Linked DNA regions of Homo sapiens: all the other regions are linked to region 1. Evidence: chromatin contacts called from ENCODE Hi-C or POLR2A ChIA-PET data. All regions are on one chromosome and are shown on one strand. The core of a region is the stretch at or near the end of the contact, and the rest is flanking DNA. Distances in the headings are between cores, read along the strand shown. Region 1 holds the start of SERTAD3 (SERTA domain containing 3). Region 2 holds the start of BAX (BCL2 associated X, apoptosis regulator). Region 3 holds the start of LIG1 (DNA ligase 1).

Evidence for each region. A loop is a pair of places that touch in the nucleus more often than their neighbours do. ChIA-PET counts read pairs that join two places held with the same protein, here RNA polymerase II (POLR2A). Pooled maps may share reads with other maps.
Region 2: a loop to region 1 is called in a pooled map, with 4 times the contacts of the local background. The contact joins the promoter of BAX here to the promoter of SERTAD3 in region 1. A Hi-C loop is called at or near these places in 2 of 50 pooled maps. POLR2A ChIA-PET finds 5 or more read pairs at or near these places in 2 of 52 experiments (GM10248 and H1).
Region 3: a pooled map shows a loop between it and region 1 (12-fold over the local background). The contact joins the promoter of LIG1 here to the promoter of SERTAD3 in region 1. A Hi-C loop is called at or near these places in 1 of 50 pooled maps. POLR2A ChIA-PET finds 5 or more read pairs at or near these places in 2 of 52 experiments (HEK293 and HepG2).

The regions. Positions count from the first base shown.
Region 1 is chr19:40,442,457-40,447,185 of GRCh38, forward strand. It overlaps SERTAD3 (SERTA domain containing 3), which reads right to left and starts at 1,879. Exons shown (of 2, transcript NM_203344.3): 1 at 1,759-1,879. SERTAD3-AS1 (SERTAD3 antisense RNA 1) reads left to right here and starts at 2,061. Exons shown (of 2, transcript NR_187496.1): 1 at 2,061-2,172; 2 at 2,434-2,807. RefSeq lists silencers at 726-1,105, 1,571-1,630, 1,811-2,130, 2,191-2,410.
Region 2 is chr19:48,952,683-48,957,411 of GRCh38, forward strand. BAX (BCL2 associated X, apoptosis regulator) reads left to right here and starts at 2,193. Exons shown (of 6, transcript NM_138761.4): 1 at 2,193-2,280; 2 at 2,866-2,917; 3 at 3,005-3,151; 4 at 3,516-3,651. The coding sequence starts at 2,247. RefSeq lists enhancers at 1,872-2,440, 2,441-3,008, 2,458-2,667 and a silencer at 2,188-2,337.
Region 3 is chr19:48,168,042-48,172,770 of GRCh38, forward strand. LIG1 (DNA ligase 1) reads right to left here and starts at 2,303. Exons shown (of 28, transcript NM_000234.3): 1 at 2,200-2,303. It overlaps ZSWIM9 (zinc finger SWIM-type containing 9), which reads left to right and starts at 2,639. Exons shown (of 4, transcript NM_199341.4): 1 at 2,639-2,673; 2 at 3,753-4,036. The coding sequence starts at 3,762. RefSeq lists silencers at 1,742-1,811, 1,842-1,891, 2,692-2,831 and an enhancer at 1,785-2,444.

The DNA.
Region 1 (4,729 bases), core at 629-3,128:
GAGCACGAAAGACAAGTGTGGAGCACAGAGACCTGGATTGGAAGTAGGGAACCCCAAATCTGAATTCTGTATTGGAAACTGCTCAGCTGCGTGATCATGGGAAGTGATCTGAATGAGTCAATTCTCAGGGCCTCAGTTTCCTCATCTGTAAAATAGGGACTGTAAAAAAATACTTCTCACCACCTCTGTCAAGGAGATGCCACGTATCTATAGGGCCCACCACACCGGAAGTGCTTAATGAACAAGAGTTGTGTTTGTTTTTTGTTAGAGACAGGGTCTCGCTCTGTCGCCCAGGGCTGAGTGCAGCAGCGCTATCACAGCTCACTGCAGTCTCGAAGTCCTGGGCTCAAGCGATCCTCCCGCCTCAGCTTCCTGAGTAGCTGGGATTACCACCACACCCGGCCTCGATCAAGAGTTAATTGCCAGTTATTCGCTCAACAGATTTACTGAGTGCCTACTATATTCGAAATCTCCTGGAGCCCTGTTGGGGAACCTATGTTGAGATTCTTCTTCAACAGTCGGGATATTTCTATGTCCTCTTCCTTAACCGACTGGGAGCGCTCCCAAGAGTAGGAAAGGGGCCTGTCTCATTCCCTCTGCCCACGCTTTCAGATTCCCCCAAAGCGCGCCCCATAGGAAAACTTGCTAGAACTCAGCTCAGACCAAGCCCCGCCCCCTCGGAGGTCCCACTCAATCAGACCGCGACACTGTAAGGCCCCGCCCCCCCATGGGTCCTTACAGAGCATCCAGGAACGCCCCAATTTGGCCCAGGGGCTTCTGGGAAACGGGGGCCAACAGCCGCCAGGTACACGAATTGACGTCGAGCACGCACTACAATCCCCAGAGGGCTCCGCCCGTCCAGGGGACGAGCCACCCCCCTCACCCCGCTCTCCCTCAGGGCATGCGCACAGGGGCACAGGCGGGTGGGGGAAGGGAACCTGGACGTCCAGCTGCCGGCGCCTGCCGAGCCCCGCCCTCCATTGCCTCCGGGGCCGCGAGTCTGAGCTCCAGGCCCGGAACACCCCTCCCCCACCCCAGACTCCGGCTCTAAATTTGCTTTCTCCCGGTCCCTCTGTTCCTTGAAAGTCCGCGATTCTCCTTCCAAACTGCCCTTGGATCCAGAGACCCAGATCCGAACACATCGCTCAAAGACGACAATGCTCCGATCTAGTTCGGGAGACTACGTATCCTAATTCTGATACTTCCTCCCACTTCTCCTAGTCTCCTGACTTTCAAACGCCCCTGGACTTCACCTCCAAACTCGCTGTCCGGCTCCAAGACCCGAACATTGAACTCTTCCCGGCAACCTCCTTCCCCCGCCAGTGCGTCTTGGAGTCCCAAGAATCCTTGACCCTAGTTCTCTCGCTTCTCCAAATACTCAGAATCTCAGCTCCGTACCTCTCACACCTTTTCCAGAACACGATAAAGCCCCGAATTCAACCCGTCCGGAAGACCCAAGTGGAATCGAATCTCCAGGTTCCCTGTCTCAAAAGTTCCTCCCCTCTGTTCTCTCGCTTCTCCAAAAGCCCAACGTCCCAGCTTCAAACTCCCTCCACTTGAAAATACTGCCCCAACAACCTCGCCTCCCCTCCTGGGTCTTGAACTCAGTCTCAGGTCCCCAGACCCTCCCTATCATCACCCTGAATCTGAGGCCCCCTCCCCCGGTCCCACCCAGACCCCGCCTCCGCAAGTCCCCGGGGCGCGCTTCTCTCTCCCCCAGCCTAAGGTAAATTCCCAAGCCAGGCGACCACTCCTCACCGCAGCTGCCAGGTTCGCCACGACCACCTCCTGGAACGCCCACAGCGTTGCGACCCGCCAGTGCCAGGACCCACCAGTGACCGGTTGGAGCCTCGCTCACCTCGGCGGGGCCTCTCCGTCTGGCCTCTGGCCCACCAGCCCCGCCCCGGAGCCGAGCCGCGAGCCGCGATTGGCTGGAGTCCCGCCCGCCGCGGGGCGTCGATTGGCTGGGCGGAGCCATCCGCCCGTGCCCCGAGACGCCGGATCCGCCCACCCCTCCCTAGCGCCCCGGGCCATTTAAAGAAGTGCAACTGGCAGGGGGCGGGGCAGCGACTCCGGGGTGGAGGGCGGCCGGTCCAACAGAACCGCTTCCTTCCACTCAGCTACAGTCCTCGCTCCAAGATCGTCACCATTGCTCCCTGCGGTTCCTTTATGGTAGGCCTGGACTCCACCGTGGAGCCAGAGGGGCTGGCATGCCCCTCCCCAAGTCGCTGTGCAGGCGGGCGGGGCCGAGCAACCGGAGGAGGCCGCGCCCCCGGGGTTCCGAGGGAGGACGCTGGGGCGCGGGGGATGACGTAGCGGAAGACCAGCCAATAGAGTGGCGCGGCCCGCGTTGCCTAGGCGATCGTAGCCTCGCCCCCTTGCTGCCCCTCCCGCCCCCTATACGTTACCGCGCGGCCCCTTCTTAATCCTCAGGTTTTCTCAGCACGTCCTCTGGTGGTCCCACCTGGGTCTTCTGACACCCTCTTTCCTTCCCCGCTCCATCAAGATGACTCCTCTGCTACTGTTCATGGCTTCCTACCCACCCCGAATACAAACTTCAAACTCCTTCCTTTTGCCACAAAGCCCCTCACGACCTTGCTTGATGCGTTCTCCTGGTTCTCTCCGATCCTGCCCCATTGAGTCACTTCCAGTTTTTCTAAAATGGCTTCAAGCTCCCATTCACCCCATCAGGAAAACGAAAGGATTTTCTCTGTTTGTTTTCTTCCCTGCTTTACCCCAGTGTCTACAACAATGCCAGGTACATAATAAGTTCGCAAACATGACAATAAAAGGCCTCTGGATCTTTATTATTAATATTATTTTTTGCCGGGCGCAGTGGCGCACGCCTGTAATCCCAGCACTTTGGGAGGCGGAGGCGGGCAGATCACTTGAGGTCAGGAGTTTGAGACCAGCCTGGCCAACAATGGTGAAACCCCGTCTCTACTAAAAATACAAAAATTAGCTGGGCGTGGTGGCGCACGCTTGTAATCTCAGCCACTTGGGAGGCTGAGGCAGGAGAATCGCTTGAACCTGGGAGGTTGAGGTTGCAGTGAAGGCGAGATCGTGCCACTGCACTCCAGCCTGGGTGACAGAGAGATGGGGGAGGGGGGAGGGGGGTTTTCTTGTGTTGCCCAGGTTGGTTTTGAACTCCTGGCCTCAAGCAATCTTCTCGCCTCTGGATATTTAAACTTGTTTCCTCATCCTCAAAATATACCCTCAATTCCCAGGCTGCTTCTCAGAACACATTTCAAAGGTTTCCTCCTCTCCGAAGCCCTCCCTGGCAGTCCAGGTTGGGTTAGGATCCATTCTAGGATTCCATGGCCTCCTGTGCCGCCATCCCAGTCCTGGACTGTCAGTTACTATATGGACTGAGGAACGCCCCGCCGAGGGCAGGTACCAAGGATATCTCTGTCAACCACCTCTTGGTCTGCAGGATCACCTAGCACAGGGCTGGACACGTAGCAGGTCCCAGTGAAAGTTTGCTAAATGCTCAGGAATGTGACAGAAAAATAAGGCAGAAAGAAGACACTGCTAGTGTCCTGAAAGCCCACACCCGTAATGCTCCGCCCCTACAACGAGTTTCCCTAAGGGGAGGAGGCAGTTTTCTCCAGGCCACCTCTGGGAAGGGAGGTTTAAGCCTCCTCAGACCAGTTCTTGCCGGTTGGAGTTTGTCAACCAAGTCATCCTGATGTTTGCAGGATAAATGGGAGGGGAATAGGTAGGTGGGTGGTGTGGGTTGGAGGTAGGGAGAGAGAAGTGTCTTAGCTCACCCAGGCCTAGGGAAGGTGTCCCTGGGAAAAAAAGAAAGGGACAGTAGGTTCCAAAAAAGGACATAATTAGGAAGGAGCAATTCTTCCCCTTCCTCCTCCAAAACCTGCGCCTCCTATAGGGTCCACAACTCAGGAAAGCCCTACTGCATTTGGGTTTTTGTTTTTGAGACGGGGTCCCACTCCGTCGTGGATGCTGGAGTGCAGTGGCGCACCTTGGCTCACTGCAGCCTCAGCCTCCCTCCTGAAGCACTAGTGTAACTCTGTCCCCGGGTTACAGCCGTATGCTTCTTTCTGATGCCTCCCCTCCACCCCTCACCAACTGTCCACGCAGGCTCCCAGGCATTCCTCACACCCACTCTCTCCTCCCCTCCTTACAGTTCCTCCTCCAACTCCCTCTGGGCTATCAGCCTCCATTCCTGGACCCTTCCTTTCCACCTTCACAGAGTAGCCAAAGGAAGCTTCATAAAACACCCAACTGTCCCCCCTGCCTTACTTCTCTGGTGCTCCACTCCTTGCATAAATCCTCAAAATAAAGCACAAACTTTTTTTTATTTTCAGAGACAGGGTCTGGATCTGTCCTACAGGCTGGAGTGCAGTGGCCAGGCCTTGACCTCCTGGCCTCAAGCCATTCTCCCGCCTCAGCCTCCTGAGTATCTGGGACTACAGGTACACACCACCATGCCCAGCTAAGTTTTTAAAAATTATTTTGTAGAGATGGGGTCTCACTATGTTGCCCAACCTGGACTCCTGGCTTCAAGCCATCCTCCCACCTCAGCTTCCTGAGTATCTGGGACTATAGGTGCACACCACCATGCCCAGCTAAGTTATTATTATTATTATTATTGAGATGGAGTCTCGCTCTGTCACCCAGGCTGGAGTGCAGTGGCACAATCTCGGATCACTGCAACCTCCACCTCCCAGGTTCAAGCGATTCTCCTGCCTCAGCCTCCTAAGTAGCT
Region 2 (4,729 bases), core at 943-3,442, 8.5 Mb after region 1:
AAGGTCAAGAGGAAATACCTCCTCTGAGAAGTCTTCTCTGAATGTCAGAGGCAGACAATGTCTGATTTCTGCATGCTCCCCAACATTCAATCATACAGTTATTGAATAACACATTTTGAGAGATAACTATGAATCAAGTAACATGCTGGTTTCTGGGAGAATTGAGGACAAATTAACCTTGTGGAAATTTTGGGTGGATGAAAAAAACCAACATGAAATTAAAACACTGCACACATTTACAGCTGTGAGAAGCATTACACATCCTGGGTGCTATGCGAGCTTTTTTTTTTTTTTTTTTTTTTTTTGAGTTGGAGTTTCCCTCTTGTTACTGAGGCTGGAGTGCAAGGTCACGATCTCAGCTCACTGCAACCTCTGCCTCCAGATTCAAACGATTCCCCTGCCTCAGCTCCCGAGTAGCTGGGACTACAGGTGCCTGCCACCACACCTGGCTAATTTAGAATTTTTAGTAGGGATAGGGTTTCACCGTGTTGGCCAGGCTGGTCTCAAACTCCTGACCTCAGGTGATCTACCCATCTCGGCCTCCCAAAGTGCTGGGATTACAGAAGTGAGCCACTGAGCCCAACCAGGAGCTTTTTCGAGAAAGAAGGAAGTCCAAGAGATCTTCCTGACACCCTAGTCTGACTCTGCCCTTTGCCTGCTCAAAATTTCCCCATGCTTCCCAGCGGCCTTCTGGACATAGATCAAGTCCCTTCTCTGACAGGCCCAAACCCTTTATCATCTGATCCTAGCTCATTTTTCTGAGTTTTCCTTAGTTGCTATTATTTTCTGTCTAAAGTGACATGTCATAATATTCATAAAGCACACAAGTCTTATGTGTACAGCTCAATGAATTGTAAATATGTGTATACCCGGCCGGGCACAGTGGCTCACGCCTGTAATCCCAGCACTTTGGGAGGCCGAGGCAGGTGGATCACTTGAGGTCAGGAGCTTGAGACCAGCCTGACCAACATAGTGAAACCCCATCTTTACTAAAAATACAAAATTAGCTGGGCGTGGTGTCGCATGCCTGCAATTCCAGCTACTTGGGAGGCTGAGGCAGGAGAATTGCTTGAACCCGGAGGCAGAGGTTGCAGTAAGCCGAGATCGTGCCATTGCACTCCATCCTGGGCAACAAGAGCAAAACTCCGTCTCAAAATAATAATAATAATAATAATAATAATAATAATAATAATGTGTATACCCATGTAAACACCATTCAGATAAAAATATGGCATATTTGGGGCACCCGGGGAGTGTCTCTTGTGGCCCCTCCCCTCCATACCCTGCTGATCTATCAGCACAGATTAGTTTCTGCCACTTTTTAAACTTCATATTCCTTTTCTTTTTACACAAACACAAACATTCGAGTCATGACTGGGTGGGGTGGCTCAAGCCTGTAATCTCAGCACTTTGGGAGGCCAAGGTGCGAGGATCGCTTGAGTCTGGGAGTTCAGAGACCAGCCTGGGCAACATAGAGAGACCTCATCTCCACATAAAAAGTTTTAAAAATTAACCAGGGGCGGTGTAGTCCCAGCTACTCAGGAGGCTGAGGTGGGAGGCTTCAGCCCGGGAATTCCAGACTGCAGTGAGCCATGATTGGGCCACTGCACTCCAGCCTGGGCAACACAGTGAGACCCTGTCTCAAAAAAAAAAAAAAAAAAAACAGGAAAAAACAAACAAACAGAAAAGCAGGCCTGGCGCGGTAGCTCATGCCTGTAATCCCAGCGCTTTGGAAGGCTGAGACGGGGTTATCTCTTGGGCTCACAAGTTAGAGACAAGCCTGGGCGTGGGCTATATTGCTAGATCCAGGTCTCTGCAAAAAACAAAACCACTCAGTTTTTAGTCATCTATAACGTCCTGCCTGGAAGCATGCTATTTTGGGCCTCTGAGCTTTTGCACTTGCTAATTCCTTCTGCGCTGGGGAGAGCTCAAACCCTGCCCGAAACTTCTAAAAATGGTGCCTGGATAAATGAAGGCATTAGAGCTGCGATTGGACGGACGGCTGTTGGACGGCGCCACTGCTGGCACTTATCGGGAGATGCTCATTGGACAGTCACGTGACGGGACCAAACCTCCCGAGGGAGCGAGGCAGGTGCGGTCACGTGACCCGGCGGCGCTGCGGGGCAGCGGCCATTTTGCGGGGCGGCCACGTGAAGGACGCACGTTCAGCGGGGCTCTCACGTGACCCGGGCGCGCTGCGGCCGCCCGCGCGGACCCGGCGAGAGGCGGCGGCGGGAGCGGCGGTGATGGACGGGTCCGGGGAGCAGCCCAGAGGCGGGGGTGAGGCGGGAGGCAGACGGGCGGGAGGAGGGCGAGCCCCCTCGCCGGCCCGTCCGGGATCCTTCCTACCGGCCTGGGGCTGTGCGATCTCCAAGCACTGAGGGGCAGAAACTCCCGGATCGGGCGCTGCCAGCCTCCAGTCCCCTCCGTCCTCGGAGGTTCCTGGCTCTCTGATCCCCGTGTCCCGATCCCTGCCTCTCTGGCGCTCTCGGACCCTCGAGAACCAGGGGATCTCGGAAGCCAAGCCCCCGGGCAGGCCCGGGCTTGTCGCCCGCACCACTTCCTGCCTCTGGCACTGGTGGGAGGGGCGGGTCTCGCCTCTGCCCCCTCAGGCCAGGGGTCTGGATGCATATAGCGTTCCCCTAGCCTCTTTCCCCGGGGAGAATGTAGGATACAGGCCCAGCCTCCTGGCCTTTCTCCATCAGGGACTCAGTTGTCTGGGCCCCCCCGTCACTTTATCTGCTAGGGTCCCAGAAGTCCAGGGTCCCCAGCTCTGTCCTCCCTCAGGGGCCGTGAGTCTCCACAGTCTCCTGATCCCCTAGAACCCAAGAGTCCAGGTACCTCTTCCCTTCCTTTCTCCTCTAGGGCCCACCAGCTCTGAGCAGATCATGAAGACAGGGGCCCTTTTGCTTCAGGGGTGAGTTTGAGGTCTGATTATTGTGGCACAGATTTGAGGAGTGACACCCCGTTCTGATTCTGCACCCTCACTCCATCCCCACTCTAGTTTCATCCAGGATCGAGCAGGGCGAATGGGGGGGGAGGCACCCGAGCTGGCCCTGGACCCGGTGCCTCAGGATGCGTCCACCAAGAAGCTGAGCGAGTGTCTCAAGCGCATCGGGGACGAACTGGACAGTAACATGGAGCTGCAGAGGTGTGGGCCCCTGAGGACCCAGAAGTCCAGCCACTGGGCTCCTTCAGGACACAGGACTCTCAGCCCCGCATTCTCCTCCTCCCCTAAGAACTAGGAGTCTGGGCCCCACAACTCAGCGCAAACATTCCGGACTCCCAGCCCTCCTCTCTGCCAGGATCTTAAAACCCTCCTTCAGGGAGTCATTTTTCCCACCTTCCTAAATGTCTGTCTTGTCCCCTTCCCTTGTCCCCCGTTGGCCTGTTGCTTTTCATTTCAGCCTGGCTTGGGGCTCAGTCTCCTTATCTTTAGTGTGCGGTGGATGCGGGAATTTTCCACCATCAGCCTGATGCCTGCTCCCCGGCACTGGTTCTCCTCTCTCCTGCAGGATGATTGCCGCCGTGGACACAGACTCCCCCCGAGAGGTCTTTTTCCGAGTGGCAGCTGACATGTTTTCTGACGGCAACTTCAACTGGGGCCGGGTTGTCGCCCTTTTCTACTTTGCCAGCAAACTGGTGCTCAAGGTGGGCAGCTGCAGGGCAGTGAGCCCAGGGATGCTCCCCCTCAGATCTGTGAGGACCTGGGGATCGTGGTATCAACCCCCTGCAGTGGCCCAGTGACCACAGAGGGCATGGAGAGAGATGGCTGTGCACTGGGTGTCTGCTCCTTCTTTTATTCATTCAACAAGCATTTACTGGACCTGCTATGTGCCAGGCCTATACCTGGCACCTGGGACACAGCACTGTACAAAGCAGGCTACATCCCTGCTCTCAGGGAGTTCACGTGCAGGGGTGAAGTAAAGTGGGCAGTGTGATTTAGCAGAGTGGTCAGGAAAGATTTCTATTTTTTTTTTTTTTTTTTTTGAGATGGAGTTTTGCTCTTGTTGCCCAGGCTTGAGTGCAATGGCATGATCTTGGTTCACTGCAACCTCTGCCTCCCAGGTTCAAGCGATTCTCCTGCCTCAGCTTCCTGAGTAGCTGGGATTATGGGTGTGCACCATTATCCCTGGCTTTTTTTTTTTTTTTTTTTTTTTTTGTATTTTTAGTAGAGACGGGTTTCACCATGTTGGTCAGGCTGGTCTTGAACTCCTGACCTCAAGTGATCCACCTGCCTTGGCCTCCCAAAGTGCTGGGATTACAGGCATGAGCCACCGCAACAAGCCAGGAAAGACTTCTAAGGGCAGGTGACATCAAAGAGCAGGTGACATTAAAGCCAAAGCTAGAATGATAAGAAGCATGCAGTGATCTATAGTGATCGGGGGGAAGAGGCATCTGGTAGAGGGAACAGCAAGTGCAAAGGCCCTGAGGTAGGACCAAGCCTCATCTTTTGACAGTAGGGAGGAGGCCAGTGCTGTTGGAACAGAGTGAACTGGGGAGAGGGTGGGAAAGGAAGGCACAGTTGGGCAGGGGCAGATTGTGTGGAGTTTTTCGGGCTGCTGGAAAGACTTTTTCTTTTCTTTTTTTTTTTTTTTTTTTTTTTTTTTGAGACAGAGTCTCACTTTGTTGCCCAGGCTGGAGTGCAATGGCGCCATCTCGGCTCACTGCAACCTCTGCCTCCCGGGTTCAAGTGACTCTCATGCTTTAGCCTCCCAAGTAGCTAGAA
Region 3 (4,729 bases), core at 1,053-3,552, 7.7 Mb after region 1:
ATTCTCAATTATACTGACTCTCCACAACAACTCTGTTACAGAAACTAAGGCACAGAGGGGTTTTCAAAGGAACTTAACCTGCATCTATAGTACGTTCCACCCCAGGTCGGCCTGCTCCACAGCTCACCTCTTAACCACCAGACTGAGTTGCAAGGGAAGGAGAAATACATAAGCGTTTACTGGGAAGCCTACTCTATGCCTGACAGGCTGATCACATTCTCAAATACCCTCAATCCTCAAGTCAGCCCTCCAAGACAGGTGAGATCATCCCCACTTTATAGATGAAGGTAATGAGGACAGAGGAACATAGCTGGGGTTCAGGCAAGGCTTCAAAACCCGGTGTGGCTGGCTCCAAAGCCCACGTTCCTTTCTCCTTACCACGGTACTCAAGGCTGGCTTCTCAACTCTGTGTACTGCTGAGTTGGGGGGAACAAACTGGTTGATGCCTCTGGAGGACCACCTGGCGTCTCTATCGGAACGGCAACCCCACTTCTGTGTATTTGGCCCACAGAGACCCTCACAGGTGGACCAAGTGAGGCACAAAGTTACCTGCTGCAGCACTAACTGTAATGAGAGAAGACTGGAAACTGGTGGAATGTCTACCCTTAGGGAACTGGTTCCCTCATTACTGGAATACCATATGGTAGAATATTGTTCAGGGTTAAAATTAAATGAATGATGGATAAAAGGTATAGGAGTTTTTTGGGGGGATGATAAAAATATCCTAAAATCGATTATGGTAATAACTGCACAACTCAGCGCATACACTGAAAACCACTGACTTGTACACTTTAAATGGGCACTTTAAATACACTGAAATACACTTTAAATACACTGAAAACCGCTGACTTGTACATTTTAAATGGGCAAAATTGTACACTTTAAATGGGCAAACTGTATAATTGTGAATTATATCTCAATAAAGCGGTTACCAAAATGAAGAGATAATGACAGGAAAAATATCAAGTAAGGATGAAACAGTACTCAGTAATAAAAAGAAACGAAGCACTGATACAAGCAACAACTTGGGTGGACCTCCAGGGCATTGTGCAGAGTAGAAAAAAGGTAACATCCTAATAATATATGATTCCATTTACATAACAATCTCCGAATGACAAAACTAGAGATGGTGAACACATTAGCGGTTGCCAGGGGCCTGGGGAGGAGTTCTTATGTGGAGAGGGAACTGTTCTATATCACAATTACGATGGGGGTTACACAAATCTATACAAGGAATCAAGCTGCACGGGCACACAGATGCACAATCACACTCACACCACACAAACTGGTGAAAACTGAACAAGGTCTGTAATCTAGTTAACAGAACTGTATTGATGTCAATTTCCTGGTTTCGATATTGGGACTACATAAGATGTCACCATTAGGGGAAGATGGATATACTCTTTTCACAACTTCCTTGAATCTATAATTATTTCAAAATAAAAAGTAAAAACAAGAGGTAAGCTCCATCCCTTTATCAAGCATACATTAGGCCAGACGTCTCCCCATTCAGATGATTCTCCATCTTTTACGAGCCCTTTACCTAGACCTGGACCTTACCACTGACCTCTCCCTGACACCACCCATCTCCCTCCAGTAGGGCCCACTCCTTCCAGGTGATGCTGCTGCCCGCGATTTACCTTCTTCTAGCCCCGCCCCCTCAGCACTTCCAGGTGGCCCCCGCCCCCTCAGCACTTCCGGTTCCCAGCCAGCCCCACCCTTGGCACCTCCCCCTTCCAGGTGGCCCCGCCCACACGCAATCTTTTCCCCGGCCCCGCCCCTTAGCTCCCTTCAGCCCCTCCCCCTCCCAGATAGCCCCGCCCCCTCGGGGGGCCTTCCGATTTCCAGCTGGCCCCGCCCACACAGTTTTCCCCCCCCCGGCCCCGCCCCTCAGTTCCATTTGGCCTCTCCCCTTTCCAGGTGAACTCGCACCTCAAGGCCTCTTCTCAGAGGACCTGTCCAACTGTCTCTGTCTCTCGTCTACCCTCTACCTGGCCCCCCTCCCTCTGGGAGACACCTCTCTGCACTCTCCGGCGGCCCGCAGCCCGCGCTCTTCCGTCTCCACCGCGCTCTCGGCAGCCTCAGCGTCCCCACGCCCACTCCTCTGCAGACACCCCGACATGGCGAAGCATAGGCCCCAAGCATTCGGCGCACCCGCCGCCCTCCGCCTCCCATCTGCTTGCGGACGGCCCCACTTGCCTTGCGTTGGTCCCGCGCGCCGCTGCCCGGGCAACACACTCAGATCCGCCAGGCGCGCCTCTGCAGTCCCAAGTTCGCGCCACGGCATTCGCGCGCAGACGTCTGCGGGCGGGGGCGGGGCAGAGCCTAGGGGCGGGACCTGGGCACCGTCCGCACCGCCGCCGTCGCGCGGAGGACACTGGGAGTCGTAGTCTCCCGAATGGGAGGAGGGCGGGAAAAGGGGTGAAGTGGGGCGAGCCCTCCCGCAGAGCACACTGGGAAAATGCCCGCGCTTTCCCTCGCCCTGGATGAGCGGGTGTGGCTGAGGGTCTGAGGAGTGACTGGCAGGGAAAGAGGAGGAATCGGTGGAAGCGCCCCCGCGAGGCACGGCGGGAAGAGAGGCGGGAGACCGCGCGGGGCATCCCGGGAGCAAGGGCCGGGCCAGGCCTGGGCGCGGGGCATTGTGGGAGGTGGACGCCGCTCCGGGGCGGGTAGGTGAGTGGGGAGGGGCGGGAAGGGTGCACATCTTGGGGAGGGGAGAGGCACAGCTAGGTGGGACGGCGGGGCTGGAAGGTGCCGCAGCGGGCGGGGAGGGGGGGAGTAGGAGGGTCGGGAGCGGGCTGGATGGGGCTGCTCGAGGGGAGACGCGCAGCTGGACGTGGGGGGAGCATCTGGGGTGAAGGAGCCCATCCGAGGACGAGGGGCCATGTCTAGAACGAAGATGCATATTGCGGGGGATGGTGGATGTAACTGGGAGGAGGGGCCCACAGCTGGACTGGGGGCCGCATCTGAGGAGGAGGGGACCACAGGTGAATACTGGTGACACTTCCGAGGAGAACTAGCCACAAGTGGGGCACACACCTGTAGGCGAAGCGTGGATAACTGCATGTGGGGAGTACATCTGGAGATGAGAGTGTCTCAGGGAAGCCCCAGCTACAGCTGCATGTGGCGAGCCATAGGGTCATAATCGGGGGAAGGGGCAACAGCTGCACGCCAGAGGCACATCTGGGGAGTGCGGAGCCACAGGTGCATGAAGCATGTGACCGGGTGAGGGGTCCGTGGCCTGGATGTGGGAGCACATCTGGAGATGGAGCGTCTTTGGAGGGGTTACAGCCAACTGTTGGCACATGGAAGGAGGAGTTCCAGATGAATACGAGAGTTAGAAGTTACTCTTGGGTGAGAGACACAGCTGGAAGGGGAGGAGGTTTTAGCTGGAATTTGAGAACACATTTGAGGAGATGTCCTTAAGGGACATCTGAGCTTAAGGGTCGTATTTTGGGAGGAGAGATTCCAACTGTACCTAAGGGTCACATCTGCGGAGGAGGAGACGAGTTGGAATTAGGAATCAAGATGACAGGCTCCAAGTGAACCAGGGATAAGGCGGTGGGAGGAGGCCAAAGATAGGATGGAGGTTGATATTTATATATTTGGAGAAAAACAGGCACGTCCGACCCCGGGCTACCCACCTCGATAGAGGCACCAGCAACCGACGGGGCAGGCCAAGAATGGAGTAGATGAGATACCCCGGGTGGGAATGGGTCTGATATCCACCTGTTCTCCCCTCCTCCACGCAGGCCCCCAGGATGGAGCGGCCGGAGCCCCCACCCGGCACGGCTGCGGGGCAGGAGGAGCAGGAGCTGCGGGAGCGGGCCTTCTTCTCGTGGGCCGAGTTCAGCCGCTTCTTCGACGCGTGGTGCCAGCAGCGGCTGGCGCTCTTCTTCGTCAAGAGCTCCATGCACCTGGCGCGCTGCCGCTGGGCCAGTGCGCCCCCGCTCTACACGCTCATCGACGTGCTCAAGTACAGCTACGTGCGGCTTGTGTGCAAGGACGTGCGTGCGCCCAGCCGGCCCGCCGTGGGGTGCGTGAACCTGAGCCGCTGTCCTGCTGGGGGGAAGGGGAGCACCGGGGGTGGGTGTGGGTGGGAGACGGGCAGAGAACACCCCACCCAGAGATGCAGAGGGGGAGAGGCCAACTGAGGCAGCCAAATACACCTTGCAGAGAGGCGGGAGTCAAGGAGGGACATGTACTGAGAGAAGAAGAGGAGCTAGAGAGACAAAGATACTCACGGAGCAAGAGATGGTGTGGGCCCGACTTACAGACTTTTTTTTTTTTTTCGAGATGGAGTCTCGCTCTGTCGCCCAGGCTTGAGTGCAGTGGTGCCATCTGCAGCCTCCACCTCCTAGGTTCAAGTGATTCTCCCGCCTCAGCCTCCCGAGTAGCTAGGACTACAGGCACCTGCCATCATGCCCGGCTAATTTTTGTGTGGTTTTTTGTTTTTGTTTTTGTTTTGTTTTGCTTTGTGTTGTTTTTTTGAGACAGAGTCTTGCTCTGTCACTCAGGCTGGAGTGCAATGGCACAATCTCGGCTCACTGCAACCTCCACCTCCCGAGTTCAAGCGTTGTTTCTCCTGCCTCAACCTCCTGAGTAGCTGGGATTACAGGCACGCGCCACCACGCCTGGCCAATTTTTGGATTTTTGTAGAGATGGGGTTTCACCATGTTGGCCAGGCTGGTCTCAAACTCATGACCTCAGGTGATCTGCCCGTCTTGCC